Linked DNA regions of Mus musculus: region 1 is linked to region 2. The links are chromatin loops, found by intact Hi-C in ENCODE. Cell type or tissue: heart. All regions are shown on one strand. Each heading gives the region's core, and the rest is flanking DNA. Links, peaks and the distances in the headings are about the cores only. Region 1 holds the start of 1700065D16Rik (RIKEN cDNA 1700065D16 gene). Region 2 holds the start of U2surp (U2 snRNP-associated SURP domain containing).

Region 1 (15,177 bases), core at 4,866-12,865, 340 kb before region 2:
TTAATGTGTCATCTCAATAATTACTTACCCCAACATGTTTCTGAACTCCAAGAGCGTCTACAAGAGCTCTACAAATATTTGTCACATAAACCTTCCTGACCTGTAAAGCCGATTCATACCCAGCTGGCACAAATGTAAGGAAATACTGCAGTAAATGACACAAAGCAGCCTTCAGCAAATCAGACTTGAGCCGCATAAGCACGCGATCTTCAAACATGACACTGAGTTTTTCCAGTAGCACATTTAAGTAGACAGGTTCAATATTTCTATAAGCCTCTGCTTCAAAGGGAAAGAGCGTTTTTAGCAGCTTTGACAATGGCTCTTCATACAATTTCAATTGGTCAGCATCCATTCCAACAAGGTGTTGTAGCAACTCCAAAAATAAGCTGAAAAAAGTGCTGGCTGGCTGTGCTGGTAACCCTCCAAGCTCAAAGAGCTCAGTTAGAAGGCTAATTGCTAAAGACCTGATTTTGGGACTACCGTGCTCTAGCAGAGCGCAGCCGATTTGCCACAGTAACAATTCTTGTCGTCTAAAAAACACGGTTGGAACAATATGAATAAGAACCATTAATAGAGTGACTTCAATAAATTCTACATTTTGCACGTTCATGAACTGCAAAGGAGCTGGCTGTAAACATCCCATATGTTCATCCAATCGGCTTAAAAACCGACTAACAACCACTGGCCATTCCATAACCTCACCCACTGCATTTCTTTTGTGGAGGTAAATTAAGTCTTCAAAAAGATAAAGTAATTCTCTTGTGAGTACCCCAAAAATAGCAGGATTCTTGCTTTTAAAAAGAAATAATAACGAGCAGATAACTTCACATATTTTCTTGTGTAGCATGTGGCAGGATGGAGTTGCTGCAATCCGTAAAAGTCTTGTAATGATCCAATGACTGAATTCTTTGAAACAAACAGAAAATATATTAAATAAATAAGTGTGACTTTGCCAAATGTTTGGTGATTGATTTTTAAAGTAAAAATTTCACTAAGAGAACAGTCTATCTACATTTCGACATGATAGAAAGCCTGTACTTCAGAATATCAACTTTGGAGTTAAAAATAGTTTTAGTTTACTATCTACTAGTTATGTCAACTTCACATCTCTGAAGCTATATAATATTATCTATGTTACTGGCTATTGTAATGGTCAAGTAATATAACAAATGTAAGATAATCAGTATAGTTCCTAAAACATAACAAATATTCAACAAACAGAAGTTACTATTACCCCTTCAAAAAAAAAAAAAAACTTATTTTTCTTTTTTGAGACAATATCTCATGTAGCCCAGACTGGTCTTAAAATTGCTATGTGGTCATGGATGACTTTAAACTTTTAATAATCCTTCTATTCTCACTTCTCAAGTGCTAGGGATTATTAGCCACAACAGCCAGCTTCCTTCAATGAAAATTACTGAATGTAGAGTGGGAGGTGTGATTTTGTGTTAAGATTACTTACCTACTACATGTAAGGTACTAAATGCAATCCCCTATCCATATAGACATGTCATTCATTCGTTCATTTATTCTTTTAAGACAGAGTCTCTCTACATAGCTCTGGCTATCCTGGAATTCATTATGTAGACTGGGCTTGCTTTGAACTCACAGTGTTCTGCCTGACTCTGCCTCCCAAGTGCCGGGATTAAAGGTGTGTGCCACCATGCCCAGCTCAGTTTGTTTGAAATGTTACTAGCTTTAAAGTTAGTTCATAACCCACTGTGAGTTGTTGTCCATACTTTAGAAAATATAACAGAAACTGAAAATGTGATTATAGTATAATTTAAGAACTTATGACAGAAGAAATACAGAACATCAATAATAAGAACATATAATTCAGCAGCAAAAAAAAGAAAACAAGTCCTAGGTGGCCAGGATGAGTCAGAAAACTTTTTTTTAAAGAATTATTTATTTTATGTATATGGGTACATTATAGCTGTCGTCAGACACACCAGAAGAGAGCATTGAATCCCATTACAGATGGTTGTGAGCCACCACGTGGTTGCTAGGAATTGAATTCAGGACCTCTGGAAGAGCAGTTAGTGCTCTTAACCACTAAGGCATCTCTCCATCCCCCAGAAAACACTTTTTGAAGGCTATATTATCAAAGCAGATACTATTAACAAATTTTAAAATATTTCATTATATAGGAAAAAGTTTGTTCTGCATCCTTTTATGAGAGAATCAGAAAGTGAGGAGCAGGCAGATTAATGGGGTAGTAACAATACAGTAAAAGTCTAGAAAAATGCTTTAACATACAGAAAGCAAATTTTTCTTAGAAGGCAATGTAGTTAAGTTTTGTTTTGTTTGGTTTTGGTTTTTTTTTTTTTTTTTTAAGATTTATTTATTATTATATGTAAGTACACTATAGCTGTCTTCAGACACACCAGAAGAGGGAGTCAGATCTTGTTAGGGATGTGGTTTTGGTTTTTAAAGAAAGTGTTTCCTCTGTGTAGCCCTGGCTGACTTGGAACTTGCTCTGTAGAACAGGTGGCCTCCAACTCAAAGATCCTCCTGCCTCTACTACTGAGCACTGGGATTAAATGCATGCATGACTACACCTGGTATAAGTATTTTTGAGTAGAATGTCTAAAAAAAAAAAAAAAAACCTTTGTAGTAATTTGAGATGATGTTCTAGTAAAACTGTCAAAATGAAAAAAAAAAAAGTAGCTGAAGCTGGGCATGCTGGCATATGTCTAATCCCAGCACTCAGGAGGCAGGCCAATCTCTGAGTTCCAGGCTAGCCTAGTCTACAAATGCATTCTATGCCAGCCAAAGGTACATACGAGACCCTGCCTCAAAAACAAAACTGCTACCACTTTTCCCCAAAAGCAAATATGACTTGTGGGAGCATGTAATTATATAAATGTGATATTCAGAAAAGCAGCAAAGGAGATCTAATAAAACTGGTTAAGGATTAACATAAAATAACAGCACTTACCAATACAACTGTCTTTGGCCTCATTTTGGCCCTGGCTTCCATTCACATTTACAAACATAAGCGGAGAAGACTTCATGATGTGCTGGATAAAATCAAGTAACATCACAGAGGTCGGCTGAGCGTCAGTTTTCTTTACAAGTTCTAGAGCAACTAAGAGATAAAAGATTCTTTTTAAAAACTCATGACAAAATATAGAGCTTTTGTTAAGAAACTAAATTTTGGTAATCAAAACTTTGTCCAGTGGAGTACTCATGCTACACTGATACATGAAGAAGTCCTATTATCTAGTATGTGTATGTGTATGGTATATGTCTATGTACATGTTCGTGTGTGTGTGTGTGTGTGTGTGTGTGTGATGAATGTGACAGTCAGAGGTCAATGTTGGGTGTCTGCTTCAATCATTCTCTACCTTATTTTTTGAGACAAGAGATCTCACTGAACCTACACTTCACCAACTTAGCTAGACTGGCTGGACCAGGTTTTTTTTTTTTTCTTTGTATAGCCCTGGCTGTCCTAGAACTCACTTTGTAGACCAGGCTGGCCTCGAACTCAGAAATCTGCCTGCCTCTGCCTCCCAAGTGCTGGGATTAAAGGCGTGGGCCACCATGCCCTGCTGACTGGCTGGACCAGGAAGCTCCACAGATCTACTGTGAGAATTGCAGCAATCACAGGTGTGCATTGCTGCAGCTGCTTTTTAAGATTGTGGTGGGAATTTAAAGGCAGCAAGATTAATGTCTGAGTCATCTTTCCAGCCTACCACTTAATTTTCAATGTCTAATAACCATATACATTCATCTATAATATAGCCCATTCTGCAAACATTTGTTATATAGGCCTGTAAGATGACAGGCACCATGCTTAAGATAAAACAAAACAAAAACAATAATCTGGTGAAGGAGTCAAAGAATTAAAAATAGTAGTTTGACTTGGTAATTCAGGATAAAATGAAACAATTCTGGAAAGATCCCATGAAGGAGTTCCTATGGCTGAGGGAAAAGGCAAGTGGTGAGAACAGAGGGAGACCCAGAGGGAACCATATCTTACAAGTGTTCATAGCCCTTTGCTCTCATTTTAGCAACCTATGACTTTGTAGACTGAAAAGAACAAAGTTTAAGTGGTTATAATAAATCACAAAATGTGTTGGTACCAAATTTCACTTTTTTTTTTTTTTTTTTTTGCAAGTTGTTGATAAAGCCCATATGATTGGACCCAGTCAAATGTTTTATAACTAATGCATTAAAGAATTCTAGGAAGCCAGTAGAAAAATCATGGAATAATAGAAACACACCCTTGATTTTAAAGCCTAAATTACATTATGTTTTAAGTAATAAGCAATACTGAGTAACAATTTGCTGGAAATTACTATCTATAACAAAAACTAACTCTGACTAAAACTGCCTAGAGGAAAAACAGGTAGTACAATGTTACACGGAAAACCATTGAAGTTCATGGAAGAAATAATTCCCTCTTACCAACATTTACATCTGTAAGTATTCTGTCAATGAACTGGCAGAGAATCTGTCTTGGTTTCTGTACAACAGTGTTATATTCTTCTGGAGTAGCACTGAAATACAAAGTAAAGCTTGTTAAAAGAGGCACTATGGGAGCAAGCAAGATGGCTTAGCAGGTAAAGGCAGGCTGCCAAGCCTGGCCTTAGTTCCATCCCCGGATGGATATAGTGGGAGGGGAGAAGTAACTCCCATGAGTCATCCTCCACATGGACTGTGATGTGTGTGACCCTCCCTCCCAATAAATAAATTAATGTAAAAATGTTTTATTAGAGGTATGGTGGCACATACCTATAATTGGAAGCTGAGGCAGAAGGCCAGTGATTCTAGGCCAGCATAAGCTATTTAGAGAGATTCTGTCTCTACAAACTAATCCAGCAAAGAGCATTTCATCTTTAAAAGGACCTACTTTTCAATTTGTACAAAAGCTCTCTAAACTTGAACCTAACAAATATGATTGGTTTAAATGTTAACATAGACAGTATTATACTTCTTAAAAGTGAAAATCTAAAGATATTACTAATTTGGGGCGGGGAAAGTCTTAAATGCCAGTGCAGACAGCTAACCTTCATATTTTAGAAATGTGCAGCTCAAAATGGCAGCCATTAGCCACATATGACTATTTAATACTTGAAAAGAAGGTTATTCCAAATTAAGATGTATATAAGATACATATTGGATTACTCATACTTGGACAAAAGAATTAATGTTGCATTAATCGTCTTATATGAGTTACATATGAGTGTGATAATATTTGGATATAATGAGCTAACACAAACCCTATAAAACAAGGTAAGATACTAAGCCTAATTTGGATCTGAGGATGCTCTGGAAGTTAAATCACTGGAGATCACACAGCTCAGATTAATGGAAGCCTGGGATATAAATGCAATTGTGATTAATAAGACCAGAGAGATACCTAGGCTAGCTAGAAGAGCCGTAAGGAGACACAGAAAAACTGAGGTTTATTCTAAATGCCACAAAGGTTGGAATTTCACAAAAGGAACACTGGCTAGGATCAGATCAATTTTAGAAAACATCTTTTGATTTTATTTTGATAAAATATAAATTACATAATGTTTACTATTTCATTATTTTAAAGTGTATATACTTCTATAGAATTAAGTTCAGCACATTACTACCACTCATGTAAAGAACTTTTTAACCTTCCCAAGCAGCAACTCTACACCTAATAAGCAATAATTTACCATTTCTCCTCTTTTATTCCCTGGCAATATTCATTCCACTATTTTATCTTCATGAGCTTGACTATTTTAAGGTTTCTTCTATTTATGGTATATTTACCTGTTTGTGACTTTTTTTTTAAGATTTATTTATTATTATATCTAAGTACACTGTAGCCATCTTCAGACACACCAGAAGAGGGCATTAGATCTCATTACGGATGGTTATGAGCCACCATGTGGTTGCTGGGATTTGAACTCATGACCTTCTGAAGAGCAATCAGTGCTCTTAACTGCTGAGCCATCTCTCCAGCCCCTGTGACTTATTTCTTAATTCAGTGGTTCTCAACCTTCCTAATATGTGAACTTTAATGCAGTTCCTCAATTCTTGGTGACTCAACTATAAAATTATTCTCATTACTACTTCATCATTATAATTTTGCTAGTTATGAATCATAATGTATATATTTTTGGAAAGAGGGGTTTACCTACAGGTTGAAACTCACTAGCTTTGTTGTAGCATATTAGAATGTCTTTCCTCATCATACTGAATAATACCATGTTTATGCCACGTTTGGGAGGATTATATTTACTCATCTGTTGAGCATTTGCTTCCACCACTGAGCTATTGTGAATATCAATGCTTTGATGAGCAAAAGTGTAAACATATATGTTCAAATCCCTGTTATAAATTCTTTTGGGTATATATTATAAAGAATTGTCATGTTATGAGGTAACTACTCTATTTACCCTCCTCCTTTAGTAGCACCTTCATTCCACTTCACAACCGTTAAGTTACACTATTTTACTTCTATACTAACAATGTACCACAGGGTCCAATTTCCCCATATCCTTACCATTTCTTTTACATATCAATAGTTATTGTAATGGTCTGAAATGGAATCTCCTTGTTTTGTTTTTGAGGAGGGTTAAGTTCTCACTATAGAGCCCCTTTTAATACCTTGATAGCTCAAGCTGTCCTCAAACTCAGTGAGCCTCTTGTCTTGGCCTCCCAAGTCATCTCACCAACTTCCTTGTGTGGTTTGGATTTGTCTCCCTTACTTTTAATCATATCAAACATCTGTGTTTTCCTTTACTTATTAGCTATTTTATATTCTCTCTGGAGAAAAATCTCAATTTCCTTATTCATTTTTTTCATCAAACTTTTTTATTGTTGAATTATGTAAGTTTTTAATATATTAATAGCTGTTAAACTTAAAATTTTAATCATTTTAAAAAGTCTGTATGCGCATGTGAGATATATATGTATGTATGTACATATGAATATAGGTTCTTGTGCCACGGTACATGAGTTAAGGACAGGGAACAACCTCAGGTGTTGGTCCCTGCCTTCCAGAATTTCAGTGATGACAAAATTTGTATTATCAGTTTTCCAAAATCACTTTATCTCATATACTTTTAGACAGAAATTACTAAATTCAAATTTTTAATGATTTTTTTTTTTGCTCCCACAAAGTCTATTTGCCACATTCATGCAAAGTAAAAAAACAAACATACAAACAAAAAAACCCTTCAGACAGTACAAAAGTGGTCTTTTCATTTATCCTCTAATTTAGGTTTTCGGTTTTTGGTATGGCCAACAGGAGGAAATGAACATCGCTGCGGTGCAAAACTAAAAGGAAACTGATAGCTCACAGACTTAAGGTCAGCACTAACTCTACGTGCAAACTTTCCAGCCTGAGAGAACCGACTTGAGAACTCAATGGCTGCGGTGTCCTGACAGAGGAAAACCTAGAGCGCAGAAGGGGCGTGGCAAGCGCTAATTTCTGATTGGAACCCGGTTCTCCTTTGACTCTCGAGGTTGACAGAAACAAGGGGTTTGCTTCCCCCCACCCCCTTTTTTCTCTTGTCTTTGTCTTTCCAGAGGCAAGGTCTCACTATTTAGTCCTGGCTGGCCTAGGGGCACCTCTGCCACCCAAATTCTGGGATTGAAGGCGGCGAGCCTCAAAGAGGCAACTGCAGATGAACACCAACGCGTGTTTTAGTTTGGGGGACGCTGTGCACGTTGGACTCCGTGGACCCGTGGCCAGTCCCGGGGACTTCCGACTAGAGTAGCGGGCTGGCCGACGCTCGGCCTCTCTCGGAGGAGAAACCGCCGCGCTTCCCTCAGAAGCGGGGCCGTGATTCCCAAACAAAACCTCAGCCAATGGATTCCGTCAACAACGACCAAAGGACCAGGACCCGGGGGAAGTTTTCGGGAAGCAAACGAGTGTGGTAAGATGGCCAGAAGAGACCCTTCTCGAGGCCAAGCGGGAAGCAGCTCGCGTGGACTGGCTCCCCGCGAGCCGAGCCGCGGCTGCCACGGTCACCCCGGCACGTGGGTCGCCACGGCGCTCCGGCCAACTGCCACTGTGAGGGAGGGAACGGCGGCCACAGGCCGCGGCGCGGGCCGAGGAGACCCGGCGACTCGAAGCTGGCGACGACGCGCGGCCCTACCTGGCCAACTCCCGCAGGGCGGGGATCATGGACGCCAGCTCCAGCCCGTGGTCGCCCATGGTGACACCGAGCGGCTCTCAAAACAGCCGCCGCCGGCGCCGGGCTTCTCCACAGCCGCCTCCGGTGGAGAGGGCGGAGCGTCGACGGAGCCCCGCGAGGTCCAAAATTCTCCTCCCGGAAGCCGCTCTCGGTTGCGGTTGGAACCCTGGGGAAATCCCAGAGGCGACAGGGGCGGAGCCGACAGCGGACGTGCCCGCCCACTTTCCCTCCCAGGCGAGTGCGTGACCTACTCCACGGGTATTTTTTGCTCAAACCTGGATGCTCAGGGAAGCCGTAAGCTAGGATCTGGGTCGGAGAGGGACCTGACGACCCAACAAAGTTAGATATTTCACTATGTTCGAATGGCATATTTAACTAGGTAAGGCCATGCAGTAATCCTTACATTTGCTGTTTAGGACACAAGGGTAATTATTGATACAACCTCCAAAAATAAAATTAAAAAGTGGTGGAATGGCAGCCAGATGCGCTCTGACTGCAAAGCTGTACTTTGAACACCCATCCCTTTGCCCCGTTTCCTTCAGTGATGCCCTGTGACGAGGAACTTTAAGCTGAAGCAAACCTTTTCCTTCCCAGGTCACTTTCCATCATTGTGTTCCATCACAGCAATAGAAACCTAACATAGGACAGGCAACTATGAAAAATAGTGTATCTGCTAAAAAGCAAGAAAAGCTAGCTATTTTGAAATCATGTTGAGAAAGATGACAATAATGACAGAGCTGAGGGCACAGTCCAGTGGAAGAGCACTAACCTAGCTCGTGAGGCTCGGGCACAGAGGACCTAGAGTACTAAACAAACTACAGTTAAACGATTTTAAAAAAGAAGGCATAGTTGCACATGCCTACAATCCCCTTACTTTGGGTATAGAGGCAGAAGGATCAAGAGTTCAAAGCCATCCTTAGCTCTATAATGAGCTCAAGGGCAGTCTGGGATACAGGGGAACCCTGTCTCAAAAAACAAAACAAAACCAAAAGCCACTACCACCACCACCAACAACAACAACAACCCAGTATGTAATTCATCACTGAGTAGCACTGCAGTTCTGAAGTGCAGGACCCCAAACAGCAGAGCTCTGGCAAATCTAATCCAAAAAGCAATTTTTGAAACAATTATTTGTTTTTCACTTTACATTCCAATACCACCCCCTCTCCTCCCAGTGCCGTTGGTGGGCCACCATGGGCAGTCCACATATGTCCTAGGCTATCTGTGAATATGATCCAACACAACTGAGGGACAGCACCATCACCCAGTGTCGGTAAGTGGTAGGGAGGTACTGATAGCTCTCCACAGAGTGACAATAAGCTGGCCACAGCACTACATGGCTATAATTCTAGCACTTTAGAGGCGGAGGCAGCATGGTAACCAGCTTAAGCCGCCTTAGGTTACATGGTGAGGCACAGTCTGAAACAATAGCAAGAGCTAGTCAAAGCTACCCTTGAGTTTGGAGGGGGGTGCAAATCAGAATGAAAGGAAGCTGGCAGCCATTTATCTGGACAGCCTTAGTGATACACCAATAAATGAGAGGCAGATGCCAAGGCCAGTGTCGGTCCTCCCTCTGAGGACTCTCTCTCTCTGCCAAACTCTGCAGAAGAATTTTTCGTAAGGCTGATTCTATTTTCATCTCCCATTCAGTCCTAACCCAGTATTTATTATACTCTGCCCTTGTGTCCCTCCCCCTCCCTGCCCTAATTCTCCCCAGAATCACCAACAGTTTCTCTTTTTCTCCTGTTGCTGCTGTTGTTGTTGCTTATTGAGATTGGGTCCCCCATAGCCCAGGCTGGCCTTGAGCTCACTATGTAGCTGAGGATGACCTTGAACTGCTGATCTTCATCCCACCTTCTGGGTACTGGGATTACAGGCAGGTGCCTCTATATTTAGTTTACATAGAGCTAGAGCTAGAGCTCAGACTCATGGTGTGGTGGTTTGAAGGAGAATGACCCCCAGAGGCTCATATATTTGAACACTTGGCATCCCCAGTTGGTGGAACTGTTTAGGAAGGATTGCTGGAGGAGGAGTGTCACTAGGAATGGGGGCAGGTGGACTTTTAGATTTCAAAAGCCAATGCCATTTCCAATTACTTCTTTCTCTCTCCCTCTTCCTCTTCCTTCTCTTCCCTCCCCGTTCTCCCTGTCTCCCCATTCACTCGTCTCTCTTCCCTCTGTCCAGTGCTTGTGGATCAAGATGTAAGCACTCAGCTAATTCACCAGCGCCATGCCTGCCTGCCTGTCGCTTTGGTCTCTGCCATAATAGTCATGGATTCCAACCCTCTGAAACTGTAAGCAAACCCCCAATAAACTGTTAATCTCTAAGTTGCCTTGGTCATAGTGTCTCTTTTTCCAGCAACAGAACAGCAACTAAGACTCATGCCTTCCTTTATGCTAGACAGACACCTAGACAGACCTTCCAGATGATCTTGGAAGCAGCCCCACAGACTGGGATCACACCCCTGAAATCTTTCTCTCCTTTCAAAGCTGCTGTAAGGAACTGACAGGCGCAGCTAGCTGTGGTCAGGAGTCTCACAAGCCTGCATGCCTCTGTCCTCACAGCACTCATAAAAAACAATAGCCTCATCTCACTACCTCACTGCTGCCCAGGGGCCAAGGCAGCTTGACTAATGTCACACATTAACTACCCCATTCCCCTAGCCAGTGTCTCCTTGACTCCTGTCATCCATGTCCCGCAACACAGGTCATCTATTAACTAAGCCTGCTTCCTCAGAGTGCAAGGATCACACCCTCCCTTAGAAGCCTTTAAGAATGTGCACTGGCTTGGTTTTGTATGCTGGGGACTGAAGCCTCTTTCCTTAGGCCCCAGCTGTTCTGCCTGTGGAGTTAATAACTGTCTTAATAAAGCTCTCAGTGCCTTCCTCCCGGGTCCACCTCCCCTCCTCTCATGGCTTTCAGATGGCTAAGTCCAATAGAGACTGATCACTTTTTTCTTCTTACACGATTTGCCGGTCTAGATTGCTGCATCCCTGGAATGTGTTCTCTGATTAGCCCGTGTTTTAGCAGTATGTCCTTTGCCATCTTTCTTCACTTTTCCTTAGGGGTTTCCCCCTCTCTTTTTTCTTTTTCCCCCTCCCCAACTGCACGGCACCAGGGGTCTTCATTGCTCCTTTTTATTCTTGGGTAACTTTATTCCTTCTGAAGACCTCAGGTAACTCCCATCGCTTGAGCACTCTGGAGCTCACTACCTGTTCCCTGCGAACTCTTCGGGCTCTGTTTCATCTGTCTACCTCTTTACCGGATTTTACTACCTTAAATGTTCTCAGGCACTTTATTTTTGTTTGTTTGTTTTTTTTAATAACAAGAAAACAAAGCAGAACACGTCTACAGGGAAGGCGAGCTAGACCGGGTCTCACATGCTTAGACTAGCCTTGAACGCTTGCTTCTCCTCCTCCACCTCCCAAAGACAGGGCTTTCAGAGCTGCACTAACACAAATATAACAAAAGTAGGTAAATAAATCTACCACCCACCCAAGAGTTCTCTCATTTGGTCAAGTCTCTGTCCCCACTGTTCCCACTTGGGCATCTGACCTGGGACCTTGTGCAAGTATTCTACTGAACTACACACCCCAGCCTTCACCAGTCTCTGTTAATTTACGAACACCCTTCCAATGCCCCCTTTCCCCAGGTGGGTAATTTTAAATGAAATCCCAGATGTACCATCAATGTATCTGTGATTGCTTTGGTTTGTATTTCTAGAATTCTATTTCCTAAATATCAAACCCACAGATTTCCTGTCAGATCTCATCACCACATTCTGTTCTCAGTTGATCATCACGCCTTGTCTAACTTATTTCCCAAGCGTTCTAGGGTGTGTTAGTGCAGGTCTGTAATCCCAGTCTTTGGGAGGTGGAGGCTGGAGGAGCTGGGGCTCAAGGCTAGTCTGGGTACGTGGGGCCCTGTCTAGCTTGGTTTCCCAAGGCTTACTTTTTCTTTAACCCATCCTCTATATTGGGGGCTTCCTGCCTTTTTTTTTAGGTTAATAGTATTGTTAAAAAAATTTAAATATATGTTTTAAGTTTTGCTTGTTTTGTTTGAGACAGGGTCTTGGTGTGTACCATTGGCCAACCTGCAACTCAATCCAAGCTGGCCTTGAACTTGCAATGATTCTATTACCTACCATACCCCTGTCTCCTGAATGTGGGGATTACAGTGTGAACCACTATGTCCAGGAAGTATATGTCTTTGTGTACAGGTTTTATTAAGCATGTAGATTCAGTACTACATTCTACAATACATAATGTAAATCGTAAAATATAAATCTTAAGTGAGATTATGTAAGCCACTTTAGAAATTACTTTCTGTACTTAAATGTCTACTGCCTTAGTATACAAACTCATTTGGTAATTTGTGTATTTTCCTTTCTGTGGTGTTGAGGACAGAACCTAGGGCCTCATGCATGCGTGTCTAGCATTTGGGAAGATGGTGTTTGGGGAGGCAGGTGAAGCTCTAAAGCAGAAAGTTTGGTATATCCAATGTCCCTGCTATTTGCTAAGCTTTGTGTCCTAGGAGTGTGAACAAAGTTATACTAACCAACCTGAAAATTTTTCATTAGTCATGTATATAGGATTTTCCGTTAGTGAGAGTTACTATCAAAATGGCCGCTAGGTGGCAGTACAGCCCCATTGAGACTTTTGTGACTGCAGTGCTGAACATGCTGTTTTTCATTTACTGTATTATGTCAGGGTTTCATTGTATAATGCACCGTGGAAAGGGCATACATTTTAGTAAATCCTAAATGAGACAAGAGTGTAAACAGTTTCAAAGTTTCTGTACTTGGTATATGAGTTAGTTCTGTTATTGGTGCATTGTTACTTTTTGTGGCGCTGGCTATAGAATATGAGGCCTCTGCATGCTTACTTAATAAGCCCTCTGGTACCAAGCTATCACCAGTCCTCCATAGTTGATGTAATTTCAGGAAGGCTTGGAGCTGTTCTACTCTATAGAATACAGCCTTTGCAAAAGTCAAGCCTTCTCCAGTAGGATGGTTATGGATTGATTATTGTACATGGGTGAAAGTTACAAGGGAGAATAGGTCTGTTGTTATCTGCTGGGTATAGTCTCAAGTGATGGGCGCTCTAACTATGAACCATCATTCTGAAACTTTGTAAAGGAAAACAATAATAATTCCCTGGAGACAGACTGCACAAGTGTACCCGTCTCATTTAGTAGAGACACGGAAATAAAACCCAGACCGAATCTACTCAGCAAAGCCATTTGTCTTTCCATTTCTACAACAGTTGTGTGTATATATACACACATATACACATACATACATACATACACACACACACACATACATACATACATACATATATACATACGTACAAAAACTAAGGCTTCACTGAATTTAGAAGTGATTTATAAAGGACAAAGACTACCCACACACATGGTAGCTTTCTGAATAGGTAACAAATTGTTGTCATTGAAATTGAAAAGGTTTCCAATATGACCCTGAGGGTGTATAAAATATAACAGTAATGATTAGAATAATTGTTTTTTACTGTTTTCAAAATACTTTCCTGTTCCAGGTAGTCGTTCAAGCTGATTAAGCAGGAGGGAAAGCTCTGAAATGTGACCAAGCACCACAATAACCTTTAAGGAGAGCTCCGTAAAGCGGGCTTCTGGAAACATGCCCAGAGGTTCAGAGGAAAGAGAAGTCAGAAAGGAAGTTCAGATTTTACATATCTTTTTTCAGTTACAGGTAAATGTAGAAAATAATTACTTCTGGCTTTCAGAAAGGCAGCGTCAGAGAGTGGGGGCAGGCAGGTCATGCACCTGGGTTCTTGTGTCACCAAGCGGCCCAGAATCTCGAGACGCTGTCGCTTTGATGCCTGCATAATTTCATCTGTAAGCAGCGATGGGTGTCTGGGGAGTGTGGCTCTGCCATGCTGCTGCATGTCTGTTTGTCTGTTTTCTCGGATGGCTTGCCATCTGTCTCAGCTAACGTGTGAGACTCCTGTCCCCACTGCCGCTGCTCAGTGCGCTCACTTCCCTCTAGGACAGTTGTTCAGTTCCAGTTGCCCTGACTCGTCTCTGTCCACTTCAAACGCCAGACTGCCCATTTAGCTTTAAATTCCCATCACACCTTCACATTCCTGAAGGCTGACTTTTTTATGTTTGTTTCTTTGTTTGTTTGTTTTTTGACAGGGTTTCTCTGTGTAGCCCTGGCTGTCCTGGAACTCACTCTGTAGACCAGGTTGGCCTCAAACTCAGAAATCCACCTGCCTCTGCCTCCCAAGTGCTGGGATTAAAGGCATTCGCCACTACTGCCCGGCTAAAGGCTGACTTTTAGACACACAGCAGCCCTAGCAGGAGAGGAAAGGATCAAACAGAAGGGGTGGAGACTTGTTTCCAGCTCTGTCTTATTCCTTAGATTATTCTTTTTCTCCTCTAAGTGATGTTTTTAAAAAATAAAATTAACATAAATCCAGAGCTGAACTGAATGTTGTTAAACTGGATATTGCCCTTTTCCCTTCTATTGCTTTCTACTTAATTCTATTTAAAAAAAAAAAAGCTAAATAAACTCAAAATGTTTATCTTATACTTCCTGGTTTTCTTCAGCATGCATCACGGTTAGACTTGGTACCCATCAACAGATGGATGGATAAAGGCAGTGTGGTTTGTATACACAATGAAATACTATTCAGTCATAAAGATGAATGAAATAATGACATGTGCAGGCAGCTGGGCAGGGCTGGAGATTACTATGTTACCAAATAATCAGACTCAGAAAAGACAAATATCATGTTTTCTCTCATGTGTGGAGTCTAGATAAAAAACAATAACCAAACCAATGACTCACTGCAGTGAACATTTGCAAGTGAAGATGTGTGACACACTGTGACATGCTACAGCTATTGTGACAAGATGTTTCCTATGCTTTGGTTTGGTTATTTTTTGTTTTTGTCTTTGTATTTTGCCTTATTTTTTCTCTCTCTCTCTCTCTCTCTCTCTCTCTCTCTCTCTCTGTGTGTGTGTGTGTGTTATTTTGGTGGGGAGGTTGCAAGGGCAGCGGGAAGATA
Region 2 (15,177 bases), core at 3,563-11,562:
CAGGACGCAATATTGTCTTAGGGTTTCCATTCCTGCACAAACATCATGACCAAGAAGCAAGTTGGGGAGGAAAGGGTTTATTCAGCTTACATTTCCACATTGCTGTTCATCACCAAAGGAAGTCAGGACTGGAACCCAAGCAGGTCAGGAAGCAGGAGCTGATGCAGAGGCCATGGAGGGATGTTACTTACTGGCTTGCTTCCCCTAGCTTGCTCAGCTTGCTCTCGTATAGAACCCAAGACTACCAGCCTAGGGATGGCATCACCCACAATGGGCCCTCCCACTTGATCATTAATTGAGAAAATACCTTACAGCCAGATCTTATGGAGGCATTTCCTCAAGGGAGGCTCCTTTCTCTATGTTAACTACAGCCTGTGTCAAGTTGACACACAAATACATCACTATTAAGCCTCAGCCCTTACTTTCTTATTCATCCGCAAGATCTAAATAACTTTAAAAGCCCCACAGTCTTTGAAAATTCTTATATATTAAATTTTCAATTCCTTTAAAATATCTAATCTCTTTTAAAATCCAAGGTCTTGCCGGGCTTGATGGCACACGCCTTTAATCCCAGCACTTGGGAGGCAGAGGCAGGCAGATTTTGGAGTTCGAGGCCAGCCTGGTCTACAGAGTGAGTTCCAGGACAGCCAGGGCTATACAGAGAAACCCTGTCTCGAAAAACCAAAAAAAAAAAAATCCAAGGTCTTTTTACAATTAAAAGTCTTTTAACTGTGGGATCCACTAAAATACTTTCTTCCTTCGAGAGGGAAAAATATCAGGGCACAGTCACAATCAAAAGCAAAAATCAAACTCCAACTGTCCAGTGTCTGTGATCCACTCATGATCTTCTGGATTCCTCCAAGGGCTTGGGTCACTTCTCCAGATCTGTTCTTTGTAGCACACACCTTGTCTTCTAGGCTCCAGGTGCCTGCACTCCACTGCTGCTGCTGTTCTTGGTGGTCATCTCATGGTACTGGCATCTCCAAAACACTGCTGTCTTCCTCTGCAACTAGGCTTCACCAACAACCTCTCATAGGCTCTCTTCATGGTGCCAAGCCTCAACTCCTTTGCTTGAACCCTTTAAGTCCTGGGTCATCAGCTGCAACTGAGGCTGAACCTTCACCAATGGCCTTCCGTGGCCTCTCACAGGGCCGAGCCTCAGCTGCTCTGTGTGACCCCTTTATGCCTTCAAAACCAGTAGCACCTGGGTGACTCTTTACACATTATCAAGCCCTGCTACAGCACCAGGGACAACCTTGGCTATCTCTTTGTGCTCTCAGAAAACACTTCCCGGAAGATATCACCTCAATGATGCTGGTCTCTTCTTAATCACCCCTAATTTCTTAGCTCCAGGTAACCAGCATCAATAGTCCCAGTAATGCAAAGGTTTTGCTTTAGTAGTTCTGGTATCTTGTTAATCACAGCTTATTCTTCAGCTCCAGCTAACCAAAACCGCAGAATCTTCACAATCAAAATAGCAACGGCCCTGATAAGAGTCTCTAATCTCCCCTCTGAAATTTCACAAGCCAGGCCTCCATCTTCTGCAGTGTTGCAGTGTTCGTTCTCTCTCTCTCTCTCTCTCTCTCTCCCTCTCCCTCCCTCTCCCTCTCTCTCTCTCTCTCTCTCTCTCTCTCTCTCTCTCTCTCTCTCTCTCAGCTTTTCAAGACAGGGTTTCTCTGTGTAGCCCTGGCTGTCCTGGAACTCACTCTGTAGACCAGGCTGGCCTCGAACTCAGAAATCTGCCTGCCTCTGCCTCCCGAGTGCTGGGATTAAAGGTGTGCGCCACCATGCCTGACTTCTGCAATGTTCTCAACACTATTTTCCAAACTCCTACACAACATCCTCAGAGCTCTTAAAACCAAATGGATCTTCTAGCCAAAAGTTCCAAAATTCTTCCACAGTCCTCCCCAAAACATGGTCAGATTGTTACAGGAATACCCCACTATGCTGGTACCAATTTGTCTTAGTCAGGGTTTCTATTCCTGCACAAACATCATGACCAAGAAGCAAGCTGGGGAGGAACGGTTTATTCAGCTTACATTTCCATGTTGTTGTTCATCACCAAAGGAAGTCAGGACTGGAACTCAAGCAGGTCAGGAAGCAGGAGCTGATGCAGAGGTCATGGAGAAATGTTACTGGTTTTCTTCCCCTGGTTTGCTCAGCTTGCTTTCTTATAGAACCCAAGGCTACCAGCCCAGGGATGGCACCACCTACAATGGTCCCTACCCCATTGATCACCAAAGCAAGTCCTAGATCCAGGTGTAGTGGCACACACCTTTAATCTGGACCACATCTTCTGCTGGAGACCTACATAAAGACATTGGAAGGAGGAAGATTTGCTCTTCTTCACCTGCTTGCCTTGTAGAACTGGGCAACTGCTAGATCCTTGAACTTCCATTCACAGCTGCTTCTGACCATTGTTGGGGAGTTGGACTGCAGACTATAAGTCATCAACAAATTCCCTTACTATATAGAGACTACATATAAGTTCTGTGACTGTAGAGAACTAATACAGAAGTTGGTACCGGGAGTGGTTCTAGAGGAGCACTAGAAGTATAAGGATGAATCTTTTAAGAATTTGGAGTTGGTTTAATAATTCCTGGCACCAGGCTGGTGAGATGGCTCAGTTGGTAAGAGTACCCGACTGCTCTTCCGAAGGTCCGGAATTCAAATCCCAGCAACCACATGGTGGCTCACAACCATCCATAACGAGATCTGACTCCCTCTTCTGGAGTGTCTGAAGACAGCTACAGTGTACTTACATATAATAAATAAATAAATCTTAAAAAAATAATTCCTGGCACCTTCAACTATTGAAACCTCTTCAGATACTCTCTCTCCTGGGAGCTCCGAGAATATTGAAGACATGTGATTGAAACTATATTTCAAACTTAAAGAAGCTAATGCTTTTGCTTATCTTGACAAATTAGGTGATTTGGCATACAAAACTTTCTACAAGTTGGGGGAAAAATCAGAAAATGACTTTGCTGGCTTGTTGCTCTTAGTATCTCTGGGGAAAAATGATGAAGGAAAAGAAGGAGTTGTATGATAAAATTGAACGGCTCGAGATGCAAGTAAACGATCTAAAAGTTTCTAAGTGTGTCCTTGAAGAGAATCTTCTCTCCAGCAGCCATAGAGCTCAAGTTGCAGAAAATCAAACTGAAGCCCTCATTATAAGGTTGGCTGAATTACAGCAAAAATTCAAGTCTCAGCCTCAGAGGGTGTCAGCAGTTAAAGTAAGGGCATTGACTGCCTAAGAATGGGGCCCTATAATTTGAGATGGGGATGTGTGGGAGGACCCTGTTACAGCTGAGAATTTTGAATCTTCGAATTCTCAAGGGTTTGCCCCACCTGAGGAAGTAGTACCCTCAGCCCCACCCCTTGAAATAATGCCTTTTCCACAGGAGGAAATTAACCCCTCAGACTCTGATAAACCAGCAGTGACTTTCGCTGAAGAAAATGTCAGACAAAGCAATACTGATGTTCCTCAAGGCCCACTGATAGTTTCTTCTAAACCAATAACCAGACTCAAGGCAAAGCAGGCCCCTAGAGGGGAGGTAGAAAGTGTAGTCTATGAGGAAATTTGCTACACTACTAAGGAGCTTAATGAGTTTGCTAATTCATTCAAGCAGAAACCTGGTGAATATGTGTGGGAATGGATTTTTAGGGTGTGGCATAATGATGTAAGGAACATAAAACTAGAGCAGGCTGAGTTTATTGGCATGGGCCCTCTGAGTGGAGATTCTAGGTTTAATATGGAAGCTCGCACAGATAAAAACAAATGCCAGAAGTTTGAATGGTTGGCTGAAGTGTTTATCAAAAGATGGCTTACTGAAAAGGAGATGGAGATGCCTGGTATCCCTTGGCTTTGTGTTGACAAAGGGATTTTAAGGCTCAGAGAAATTTCAATGCTAGAGTTATATGTAAGATTATATGTTGTGTAATCCTCCAGAATGGGAAGGCCCAGAAGATATGCCCTTCACCAATCCTATATGATGCAAACTGGTGAGAGGGGCACCAGCACATTTGAAGAGTTTTATTCTTGCACTTTTCCTTGTGGCAGACCTTAGGCTTGGAGGTGCTGCTGCTCAATTAGATGAATTAAATTCAATGGATTTAATTGGGCCCTGAGGTAACAAGGGCCAGGTGGCAGCATTGAATCGCCAGAGACAAGGTGATTGAAGTTATTATAATGGACAGCGTAGACAAAACAATGTATATAATAACATTCCCCATAGTGCTCAGCACAGGAGAGGTGAAATTTATAATGGCATGACTCGTTTGGATCTTTGGTATTGGCTAATTAGTCAAGGTGTTTCCAGGTATGAAATAGATAGGAAGCCTACTTCATATCTGGTTGATCTGTATAAGCAGAAACATTCTCAAACAAATGAAAGAAAGGCTTTTGGATTGTGGCAAAAGGCAATCTTGGCCAATGAATCAATTTCTAGACTTGAGCCAGTTTGCAGACCCAGAACCCCTTGAATGAAGGGGTGGCCAGGTTCCCCTGAGGAAGGCTCTTGATAAGACACCTAAAAGTTTTGCTGTTAGCCTTTTTCCAGTTCTTTCCCAGAGGGACCTATGACCTTGTAAAGGGTAACTGTACACTGGTGGAAAGGAAATAATCAGACTTTTTGGGGTCTATTGGATACTGGTTCTGAACTGACACTGACCTCAGGAGATCCCAAGAAACATTGTGGCCCTCCAGTTAAAGTAGGGGCTTATGGAGGACAGGTGATTAATGGAGTTTTGACTGATGTCCGACTCACAGTAGGTCCAGTAGGTCCCTAAACATAATCTTGTGGTCATTTTCCCAGTTCCAGAATGTATAATTGGGATATATTCAGAAATTAGCAGAATCTTCACATTGGTTCCCTGACCTGTAGAGTGAAGGCTTTTATGGTTGGAAAGGCTAAATGGAAGCCTTTAGAGTTGCCTCTACCAAAGAAAATAGTGAATCAAAGACAGTATCGTATTCCTGGAGGAATTGCAGAATTACTGCCACTATCAAAGACTTGAAAGATGCAGGGATGGTGGTTCCCACATCTCCCTTTAACTCTCCTATCTGGCCAGTGCAGAAGACAGATGGATCATGGAGAATGACAGTTGATTATTGAAAACTAAATCAGGTAGTAACTCCAACTGCAGCTGTTGTACCAGATGTAGTTTCATTACTTGAGCAAATTAACACATCTCCTGGCACCTGGTATGAGGCTATTGATCTAGCAAATGCCTTCTTCTCAGTACTTGTCCATAAGGACCACCAGAAGCAATTTGCTTTCAGTTGGCAAGACCATTAGTATACCTTTACAGTTTTGCCTCAAGGATATATTAACTCTCCTGCCCTGTGTCATAACTTAGAAGGGATCTTGATCGTTTGCCTCTTCCACAAGATATCAAATTGGTGAACTATATTGATGACAGCATGCTGATTGGACCAAGTGAGCAGGAAATAAGCAACCACTTTGGATTCATTGTTAACACATGCGTATCAGAGGATGGGAAATAAATCCAACCAAAATTCAAGGACCATCTACCTCAGTGAAATTCTTAGGAATCCAGTGGTGTGGGGCATGCAGAGATATTCCTTCTAAGGTGGAAGGTAAGTTATTGCACCTGGCCCCTCCCACCACCAAGAAAGAAGCACAATGTTTAGTGGGTCTATTTGGATTCTGGAGACAGCACACCCCTCACTTGGGTGTGTTATCAGGCCTATTTACCAAGTGACTCTGAAAGCTGCTAGCTTTGTGTGGGGCCTGGAACAGAAGGCTCTTCCAACAGGTCCAGGCTGCTGTGTAGGCTGCTCTACCACTTGGACCATATGATCCAGCAGACCCGATGGTATTTGAGGTGTCGGTGGCAGATAGAGATGCTGTTTGGAGCTTCTGGCAGGAATATGTCTGGAGTGCAGGAGATTCCTTAGGGCATCTCTTAGTACTACCATGTCCTGTGATTAAAGTCAATGGGAAACTACAACAGCATAATCCAAGCAGGATGACAAAGAATACAGACCCATCAGGAATGAAGGTATGAGTCACTCCTCCGGGAAAAGAGCCAAGACCTGCTGAGGTGCTTGCCTAGGGTGGAGGAAATACAGAATGGGTGGTAGAGGAAGTAGTTATAAATACCAGCTAAGGCCTGAAACAAGGATTATAAAGAATGCTTCTGTTTTATTTTGTTAAGAATACATTTGTCTTTCTTCCAATTTCTTTAACATCAACTGGTATTTGAGATACTAAAAGAATGTTCCCAAGGGACATTGCCCCATTGTAAATTTACAAATGCATTTGCGATTGTATGAGGAATAGTTTTATCATGTTAGTTGTATTGATGACCTTGTTATTGTGTCATGTGGACATGAGATATTATTTGTGTCAAGTTGACAAGAGGTGGATTGTGGTGGCTATTCCTGGTTGTCAATTTGACTATATCTGGAATGAACTACAATCCAGAACTAGAAGGCTCACCTGTGATCCTGATCTTGAGGCATAGTGGCTATGAAAAGCTTAGGCCCAGGCAAGGTAGTACATATGCCTTTAATCCCAGGAGACTAAGTAAGGCAAGTCCCAGATCCAGGTGGGCCACACCTTCTGCTGCAGACCTACATAAGGACATTGGAAGGAGGGCTCATCCTTCTTCGCCCGCTTGCCTTGTGGGACTGAGCAACTGCTAGATCCTTGGATTTCTATTCACAGCTGCTGCTGACCACTGTTGGGGAGTTGGACTACAGACTGTAAGTCATCAATAAATTCTCTTACTATATAGAAAATACTCATAAGTTCTGTGACCCTAGAGAACCCTAAATACAAATATTTTAAATAAAGCTGTGATATGAATGCTGTAAAGTAGGTTTCACAATCTGTTCCGAATTTATTATTGGAACCCTGCTGTTTTTAATATATAAAAGCCTCCACAGTATTGTGACTTACAGAGACAGACATAAGGCTGTACAGTGTAAAACTTGGGAATAAGGAGATTGCAAAGTAACCCTGTATATAACTGACACTGAAGAAAGGAGCAGTAGGGGAGGGAACTGAAAGAAAGAATGAACTCTGAGAGTAGGAGTAGGCTCAGGAGACGGAGTCACAGAAGCAAGTACATTTACCATACAGAAGTTGAAGTTTATTTTTTGGTTGATGGGGGTATAGTGAAGGGGGTGGGGGAGCGACCAGGGAAGCATTAGTCTAGGAGGCTACATTGCTGAACTCTCTAAAAAGGTCAATAAGCAGGGCGGTAGTGGCACACGCCTTTAATCCCAGCACTTGGGAGGCAGAGGCAGGCAGATTTCTGAGTTCGAGGCCAGCCTGGTCTATAGAGTGAGTTCCAGGACAGCCAGGACTACACAGAGAAACCCTGTCTTGAAAAAACCAAAATAAATAAATAAATAAATATCAATAAAATCTGGTGGTAGGCGATGAGGTATAAATAAGCCAGGTACCAGAGATAGAAACCGTAGTAACAGGAAGCCAACGATCAGAAAGTAACGGTTGCTATGCATGAAAGTACAGTATAATACGGTTCTGTGCCCTCCAGCCCAAATGAATTTATTTCCATTCTCAGGTCCTGTCACACATCTCCAATTCTGAGCCTCTTCTCTAGGTCTGACCCTTATCTGTAACTGAAATCTAGGTGATGGCACACACGTTTTCTCCCAGCACTTGGGAGACAGATCTCCGAGTTTGAGGTCAGCCTGGTCTACAGCACAGGGACAGCCAGGGGTGGAATGCCGACAAACTGGAAAAACCCAAATCAAACCAAACTTACTCATTCCCCGCTTCCCTTCAATTAACAAAAAGCTTAGACATGGTGGCCCAAGACTAATTCCCAGGACCTGAGGCGGGAAAATCAGCAGTTCAAGGCTATCTTCTGCTACACAACTTTTGCGACTATGCTTCAAAGAAATAGGTGCGGGTAGCCAGAAGTCTCAGAGGGAAAAAGGCACTTGCTGAGCAAACCTGCCAACCTCATTTCGATCCCCAAATCCCACCAACTCCTTCAAACTGTCCTTTAACCTCCCCACAGTTGCTAGGGCGTGCCTGTACTGCACAGTAACAATAAACATGCTCGTTTTAGAACAGCGTCTATATTACGATCCATCCCTCCCCAACTCCATGCCCAGTCTATGCAGGTACCATGCTCCGACGTCCTAAACAGTTTTTATCCTATTTCCCTGTTTTTTCTCAACTCTGAAGTCACTGCTCACCATTTTTTAACGTGAGCAGATTGCAAATTTGCCTTGCCACCAAGGCCTGTGCCCCCTGGGGGATCGTGCGGCAAAGTGTCTCGACGAACTGCCTCATCAGCTGAGGTGAGACGCTCGGCTCACGTGGCTACTGCAGTTGCTTTAAAAGAGCAGCTTCCTTCCCCCCTCAGGAAGTAGAACCCGCTCGCATCTAACGCCGGTTGGCTCTGGGAGGAAAATGACTGAATTATCAGTTGGCCTTGAAAGTCGGGTCAAGGAGAGTCCCTAAATTCCGCAGGCGCGTGACGTGACTGGGCGCCGCAATTCACCGGAAGGCGAGCGGGGTGGGCGGGGCGCGTAAAAGCGCCTCGACGCGGAAGTCACGCGGCCCCGGCGCCGCGGAGGTCTCCGTCTCGGCGTTCGGCTATTCGGCCTGGCAGCCTTTCTGGCGCGCTCGGCTGCTATCTGTTCTCTCGGTGCTCGACTCACCCGCGCTGCTGCCTCCGCTGAAGGAGGAGCAAAGCTCAAGATGGCCGACAAAACGCCAGGCGGATCTCAGAAGGCCAGTTCAAAGGTAGTTTCTTAGAGATCTCCGTCAGTCAGGGGGGTCTCTCACCGTGGTCGAGGGCCTACAGAAGCCTCTGGCCTTCGAGGGTTTCCTGGGGCGAGGGGCTGAGGCCTGTTGGCCACAGTGGGCCTGGCACCGCTGCACCAAGGTGCGCAGGTTGAGAGGCCCGAGCGCGCGTCCGTCCCGACTGGGATTCAGCCCCACACCAGCGTGCCTGGTGGCGAGCGGGGCTGGTCACCTCGTTCGGCTTTGTGGGTCAGAGCAGTGGTTCCGAGGTGGTCCGGCGTCCTTGTATCACCCCTTGCTGCTCTCGGAGGCTGCGGGCTAGAGGCTGGGAGAGGCGGGAAGGTTCCCGGTCTTAGATGCCTGTTTCTTCCCCCCTCGTCCTCCCTTCTTTACTTTGGCTCTTACTCGTTCCTGGCCTTACACGGTTTCTCTCCTTGCCGTCCAGGAAATTAGGCTGGACGGGTTGCAAGGGTGTGCGAGAGACCCGCCAGTGGAGGGCCTGGGGTTGGGACGTGCGGAGGGAGCCGCTCTCTGAGCCTCAGGGTTAGAGCCACACTTCCCATGTGATTTTCCTCCCACTTCCCGGGAAGTGAAAAGTGAACAACATCCCTCTTGAGGGCCGCAGACTCAGGGTCTCAAGCAGTATGTGGGGTTTCCATTGGAAAGGGAAACTACGGTAGACGTGGAAATTGCCCAAATGCCCTTACATGTGAGTTTATAGGGAGCCCTGTGCATTGCTTGGGAAACCGTTGAACTGTAATTAAGCGTTAGTAAGGTTGGGTTAACAATTGGTGTTAGTTGCCATTTTGGCCAGCGTGTTTAATCCCATTTATTTACTTATCTATTTTGGATTATTTTGCTTGGAGATTCTCGTCCCCATCTCGGTATTAAAGATGCCTAAGTACTGCCATAAACCAGTGGCGAGGCTTGAGATGCAGAGATAAGGAGTTGGATAACATTTAAAGAGTCTCGGAACGTAAAGTGTATGATTATCTGTTTGCATTTGCTGTTTGGTTTGAGAAACAAACCAAACTTGCTCTCTTTCTAATAAGGCTGACGTTTATTTATTTGTTAATTTTTAAATTTTTGCCATTTTGCTGAATGATTGCCCCAGATTTACTTAGCAAGTAGTAAAGGTCTTACTAGACATTCTTCAGAACTATGGGAGGGCCCAGTTCTGGTTGTCCTTACACCAGACCTTTACTGTAAGTCAGCTTCCTTTTTCTCCAGTAGTTTTTCCCCTCCTTCCCTTTCTGGGGGAGCAGGTGAATGAAGGGGTACCTCATGATGCCACTCCTCCTTTCAGACCCGTGACCAGGACAGGTACCCACATCCATAGTTACAATTTGTTTTGATATTCTTCTCAAAGCATTTAGTATTTCCTGCATGAGGCCTGGGTAGATTGAAAGCTTTTCAAAGTATGTGTTCAGACTTTTTTCTAAGAGAATACTTCTCAGGACTCTGTGTAGTTTTTAAGTATTAAGTAGCTTGTTGGATTTTTTTTTTTTCATTCACACTTGTCAGTTTATAGTCCTTTAGATGTCACCAAAGGGTTCCTTACTCGTGTCTGAAAAGGGAATATTTATACTCAAGAGTTTTGCCAGGATTTTTCCATGTAATGGAAAGTGTTGTAATGGAATGGCGAGGTTATAGGTTTTGAAAACAAATACGATACCTAATCTCTTCAGCCTCAGGTTTTCTTATCTTATTACAGGAAAAAAATTCTTTTATAGGGCTGATAGAAAGATGGAGTTACTGTAAATGTTAGTAAATCTTACTTCAGTTTCTAAGTCTATATAGATCATCCACCCATCCTGCGTACTAGGTTTTTGAGCTGGGTCTCCCGTAGCCCAGGCTGGCTTGAACTTTAACCTTCAGCATCCTGCTGCTCCTTCCTTGTATTTCCCAGAGTTGGGATTACAGGCATGTGCCAACCGCTTCCAGCTCCCTTTTTTTTAAGGAACTAGAAAGCACTGATTTGGATTATTAAGTGTTGGCCATCATAATGACCACTCAAATTGTTGTTGTTTTTTTTTAATTTCAAATGTAAGTCTAGACATTATTAGATTATAAGATCATTTTGGCCTTAGTACAATATTTGGAATTTCCAGGCTTGTATTCTGTGCTGTATATCAAGTAAGTAGAGACTTCTGTTTCATGCTCTTGCTATGGTAGTTACATTTCCATCAATTTGGGTAGAGGTGTTTATTAGTCATTTCTACACATTGAAAGAATATTTGTACAAGATATAGGGTTTTTACCATTGACCATGATGAAGTCTCTATCTTTTACAAAAGTGTGCATGTCTGTGTGCACACATGTGCACCCTCATGCCGCAGTGTAGATGTGACAGAGGACAACGCTAGGTTCTAAGGATCAAATTCAGGCCTTCAGGCTGTGTGGCCTATGTCTGCATTCTCTGAGTCATGCTCATGGCCCCATTAGTGTTTCTTAATTACAAAATACATAAACCACTAGTTATTTTTAGCTTTAAAATTAACTTCATGATGTACACAGTGTATGTAGTTCTTGCTAAGGGGACTTGATGGGGGGGCACCCTTCCAAAGTCCCTTTTATTTTATGTAATTGTTCTATACTTTTCATTTTTAATATCTCCTGGTAGACACTGAGCACATATTTTAGAAATAAAATTTCCTAAGCAAAGTATTTCATGGCTTCAGGAGGGGGTTTGGAGCCATATTGTAGCTTTGTTTCAGAGCAGTAAGACAGAACGTATGGTTGTTAACCTGAGATATTGCTAGATATAAAAAAATAAGTTTACCAAAAATGTGTTATTTTGCCAGGCAGTGGAGGCCCATGCCTTTAATCCCAGCACTTGGGGGACAGAGGGAGAGGCAGAGGCAGAGGCAGGTGGATATCTGAGTTCCAGGACAGCCAGGCCTACTACACACAAAGAAACCCATCTTGAGAAACAAACAGAAACAAAAAAGAAAAAATATTGTTATTTTAACCTTTGTTTGCATGTTCATACAAGTGAGGATTAGAAGACAATGATTATATTTCACTGTGTGGCAGTGGCAGTACCTGTCTCCTTTTTAAAATACTGTATTTTATTTGTTGCGTGTGATTGTACGTAGACCTGGCTGGAGGCTGGAGGACCGGCCGCTTGAAGGAGTTGGGTTCCTTTCCTCTATCACTTGGGCCCTGGAGATCATCCTTTGTCAAGGATTGTCAGGCTTCGTTGGCAGCAAGCACCTTTACCTGGTAACCCGCTCTGCCTGCTCCAGTACCTTTTTTCTTTTTTAAAATCATCTCTTGTGTAACACTTTCTGAGGAGATGTGAACAGACATCTATCTGCTTACTCTAGGTAGGAACTGACAGGAAGATACCAGCAAAGTCTAGCTTGGTGACCCAGTGTGTTTTTATGGGTTTACTTACAGGAGTGTGGTTTTTCCAGGTAACTCCGCTTTTCTGAGAGTCTTCTGGGTAGCTTAGCTGGTCTGTTTCAGGTGGCTTGGCTAGGTGGAGAGTATCTCTTCTAGCACTCCTCACTACTTATATTCCCTTGTAGGGTATCTGGTTAGTTTCAGGGACTTCCTGCAGCTTTTGGATTGTTTATTTTCTAAGTGTCTCTGCAGGATGGAATGTTCACCTCCATATTCTGTGTCTTAAGATCTACTCTCCATGCCGGGCGGTGGTGGTGCACGCCTTTAATCCTAGCATTTGGGAGGCAGAGGCAGGCAGATTTCTGAGTTTGGGGCCACTGGTCTACAGAGTGAGTTCCAGGACAGCCAGGGCTATACAGAGAAACCCTGTCTCAAAAAACAACAACAAAAAAACCAACCAACCAACCAAACAAACAAACAAAAACCCCAAAACCAAAAAAACCCCCAAAAACCCCTAAAACCAAAAAACCAAAAGATCTGCTCTCCAACATGGATGCTTAGCTGCACAACACCATCAAAATTGTCTTATAGAGGTAAATGAATGAAACAGGAATTACTGAATCTTTGAGCATGTAGTTCTGAATTGACAGACTGAGTACTAGTAAAAAAATAGTAATGCTTAAAAAATAGTAAAATTAGAATCTATTCACGGCTTGAAATTCCTATTTATTTCCTCTGTGTGTGTGTAATGTGGAGATTTAAGTGTGAAAAATAGTTTGCCAGCTTGAAACTGGACCTTTAGTATGCTATGATTGCAACTTTATCTTAAAATATAAAGTGGCGCAACTTTTTAGTGGTTGGTTGTGTTTTGAGTGTAAGTAGGAAGTATGGTACCACTTCTCCCATTTCTGAGAGAGAGGCTCTTACTATGTAGCCTAGGCTATCTGTGAACTCACTGTGTAGCCTAAACTGGCCTTGGACTCTATTCAGAGTACTAGGATTATAGACTTGGACATCTTGTCCAGCTTAAACCAACCCCCCCTCCCCCATTTTTTTCCCTTCTTTCCTTTCTTCTTTGCTCCCTCCCTTCCATTTTTCTTAGAGATGGTCTAATGGGCTAGCCTCAAACTCTCTATGTAGCTTTGGATGACTTTGAACTCTTGATCTTTGTCTTCCACATCCTGAGTGCGAAGACATGTACCAACTCCTCTGGTATATAAATATCGGGGATCAAGCCCATGGCCTTGTGAATGCTGGGCACTCTGCTAATGGAATTACATCCTTGGTCTCTGACCTTCTATTTTTTTTGATTAATATGTTTTAGACTTGATTTTAGATAGATTTATTTTATGTGTATGAGTGTTTTGAATGAATGTACATCACATTTGTGTCTGACATCCAAGGAGTGAGAAGAAATCAGTCCCTTGGAACTGGAATTACTAGTGGTTATAAGCTACCTGTGCCCTGGTTCTCAGTGAGAGCAACAAGTGCTTCTAACTCCTCCAACTTTATTTTTTTAGACTTATTTTATGCATATAATGTTTGTCTGTCTGTCTGTCTATATATGCACCACACTCATGTCTGGTGCTTGTGGAAGTTAAAGGTGGTATCAGATCCCCTGAAATTAGAGATAGAAGTTATACACACACTATGTAGATCCTGGGAATGCTGGGTCCTCTGCAAGAGAAAGTAACAAGCATTCTAAACTGTTGAGCAGTGGCTCTCAGCCTTCCTAATGCTGTGATGCCTTAATACAGTTCCTCATGGTGTGATGACCCCATCCTTAAAAGTATTTTTGTTGCAATTTCATGCTGTAATTTTGCTACTGTTACAAATCCTAATGTAAATCTGTTTTGGTCTTTTTTTTTTTTTTTTTTTTTTTTTGTGGTTTTAGGCCACCCCTGTGAAAGGGTAGTTTGACCATCACTACAGGGGTCACAACCCACAGGAACCCTGAGAACTGCTGTTTTAGATGGGAATCCGCAGCACTGTTGGTGTTAAGAAATATTCTCTACTGGACTGATTTGTTTTTTCAATACTTTATCTTTTACTTCTTTTGGCCTTTATTTCTGGAACTCTTCCCCTTGGAAAGTAAGCCTTAGAAAATACAGCCACTTAATTTAGTGGTAGGTGAATGAAGAGGCCATTCATTTGCTGTACAAATTGAAGACTTCTGTTTTTCTAACCCTTTTTATAAAGAACTTTTTTTTTTTGCTGGGATTATTTTTAAAATAAATTAAAATTAATATTGGAGTTTGCCTCTTAATCTGTGTTGCTGCTGGGAATCAGTTCTAGGGTCTTGCACACACACTGAGTGCACCCTCTGTCTCTGAGGTATATCTTCAACCTGGAAATAACAGTTTTGAAAGCTAATGATACTTGAGGCTATTGTTAGAATTATAGGTTTGTTCCTTAACTTTTAAGAAAATTTAGAGACATCAAACATGTATTTAAGCATTTTCTATTTGATAGTATTTGGGAGTGTGAGTCAATAATTAACTATATTATGCAGAATGTTTTAATGCTCTTGAAAGCAATAAAACATTCTGCATAATATAGTTAATTATTATCAGACACTATTTTATGAGTATGGGTGCTTTGCCTGCGTATATGTCTGCACCATGTGTATGGCTAGTACCCACAGGAACCCAGAAAAAGGAGTTACAGATGGTCGTGACCTGCAGTGTAGGTGTTTGGGTTTCAACCTGGGTCCTATGAATAGTAGCTAGTGCTCTCTAATCACCGAGCAATCTCTCCAGCCTCAAGTGTGTGTGTTTTTTGTTGCTGTGTTAAGTTAAAACCTTGGTTTGTGGCTTGAGTAGCTACTTACTAATGAGAGGGCAGAGTGGTGTGTAGTCTAGAGTGCGTTTTTGGGACGTTCTTGTATGGCATATTATATATGTCAATAGTTATCGAAACTCTTTCTCTTGCCTCATCTTGAGCTTGATGCCGAGATAAAACTCGAAACGAGAAATTTCCAGAGTTTGAGGGAGCATGCTGTGTATCAGGAGAGATAGGATAAATAATAGAGCTGTTTCTGAAAGTAAGGAAAGGATGCCTGCTTGAGTGGAGA

The links. Peaks named below come from ENCODE experiments on the same cell type or tissue, not always from the same donor. Only the 100,000 strongest peaks of a DNase experiment are listed, where the experiment ranks them.
Region 1: it touches region 2 in a loop (7-fold over the local background); 18 of 42 quality-filtered maps call a loop at or near these places.

What each region holds. Positions count from the first base shown.
Region 1 is chr9:95,850,697-95,865,873 of GRCm38, reverse strand. It overlaps 1700065D16Rik (RIKEN cDNA 1700065D16 gene), which reads left to right and starts at 7,992. Exons shown (of 2, transcript NM_001271569.1): 1 at 7,992-8,367; 2 at 10,314-10,456. The coding sequence starts at 8,118. The coding sequence ends at 10,426. It overlaps Atr (ataxia telangiectasia and Rad3 related), which reads right to left and starts at 8,277. Exons shown (of 47, transcript NM_019864.1): 1 at 8,091-8,277; 2 at 4,414-4,505; 3 at 2,942-3,091; 4 at 29-906. The coding sequence starts at 8,149. In heart, for the core only: a CTCF peak has its summit at 12,743 (motif pointing right); DNase peaks (open chromatin) are centred at 8,263 and 9,683; H3K4me3 peaks cover 1,806 bases; H3K27ac peaks cover 1,872 bases; H3K27me3 peaks cover 335 bases.
Region 2 is chr9:95,505,396-95,520,572 of GRCm38, reverse strand. It overlaps U2surp (U2 snRNP-associated SURP domain containing), which reads left to right and starts at 8,577. Exons shown (of 28, transcript NM_001357974.1): 1 at 8,577-8,756. The coding sequence starts at 8,712. In heart, for the core only: a CTCF peak has its summit at 8,272; a DNase peak (open chromatin) is centred at 8,572; H3K4me3 peaks cover 2,770 bases; H3K27ac peaks cover 2,165 bases.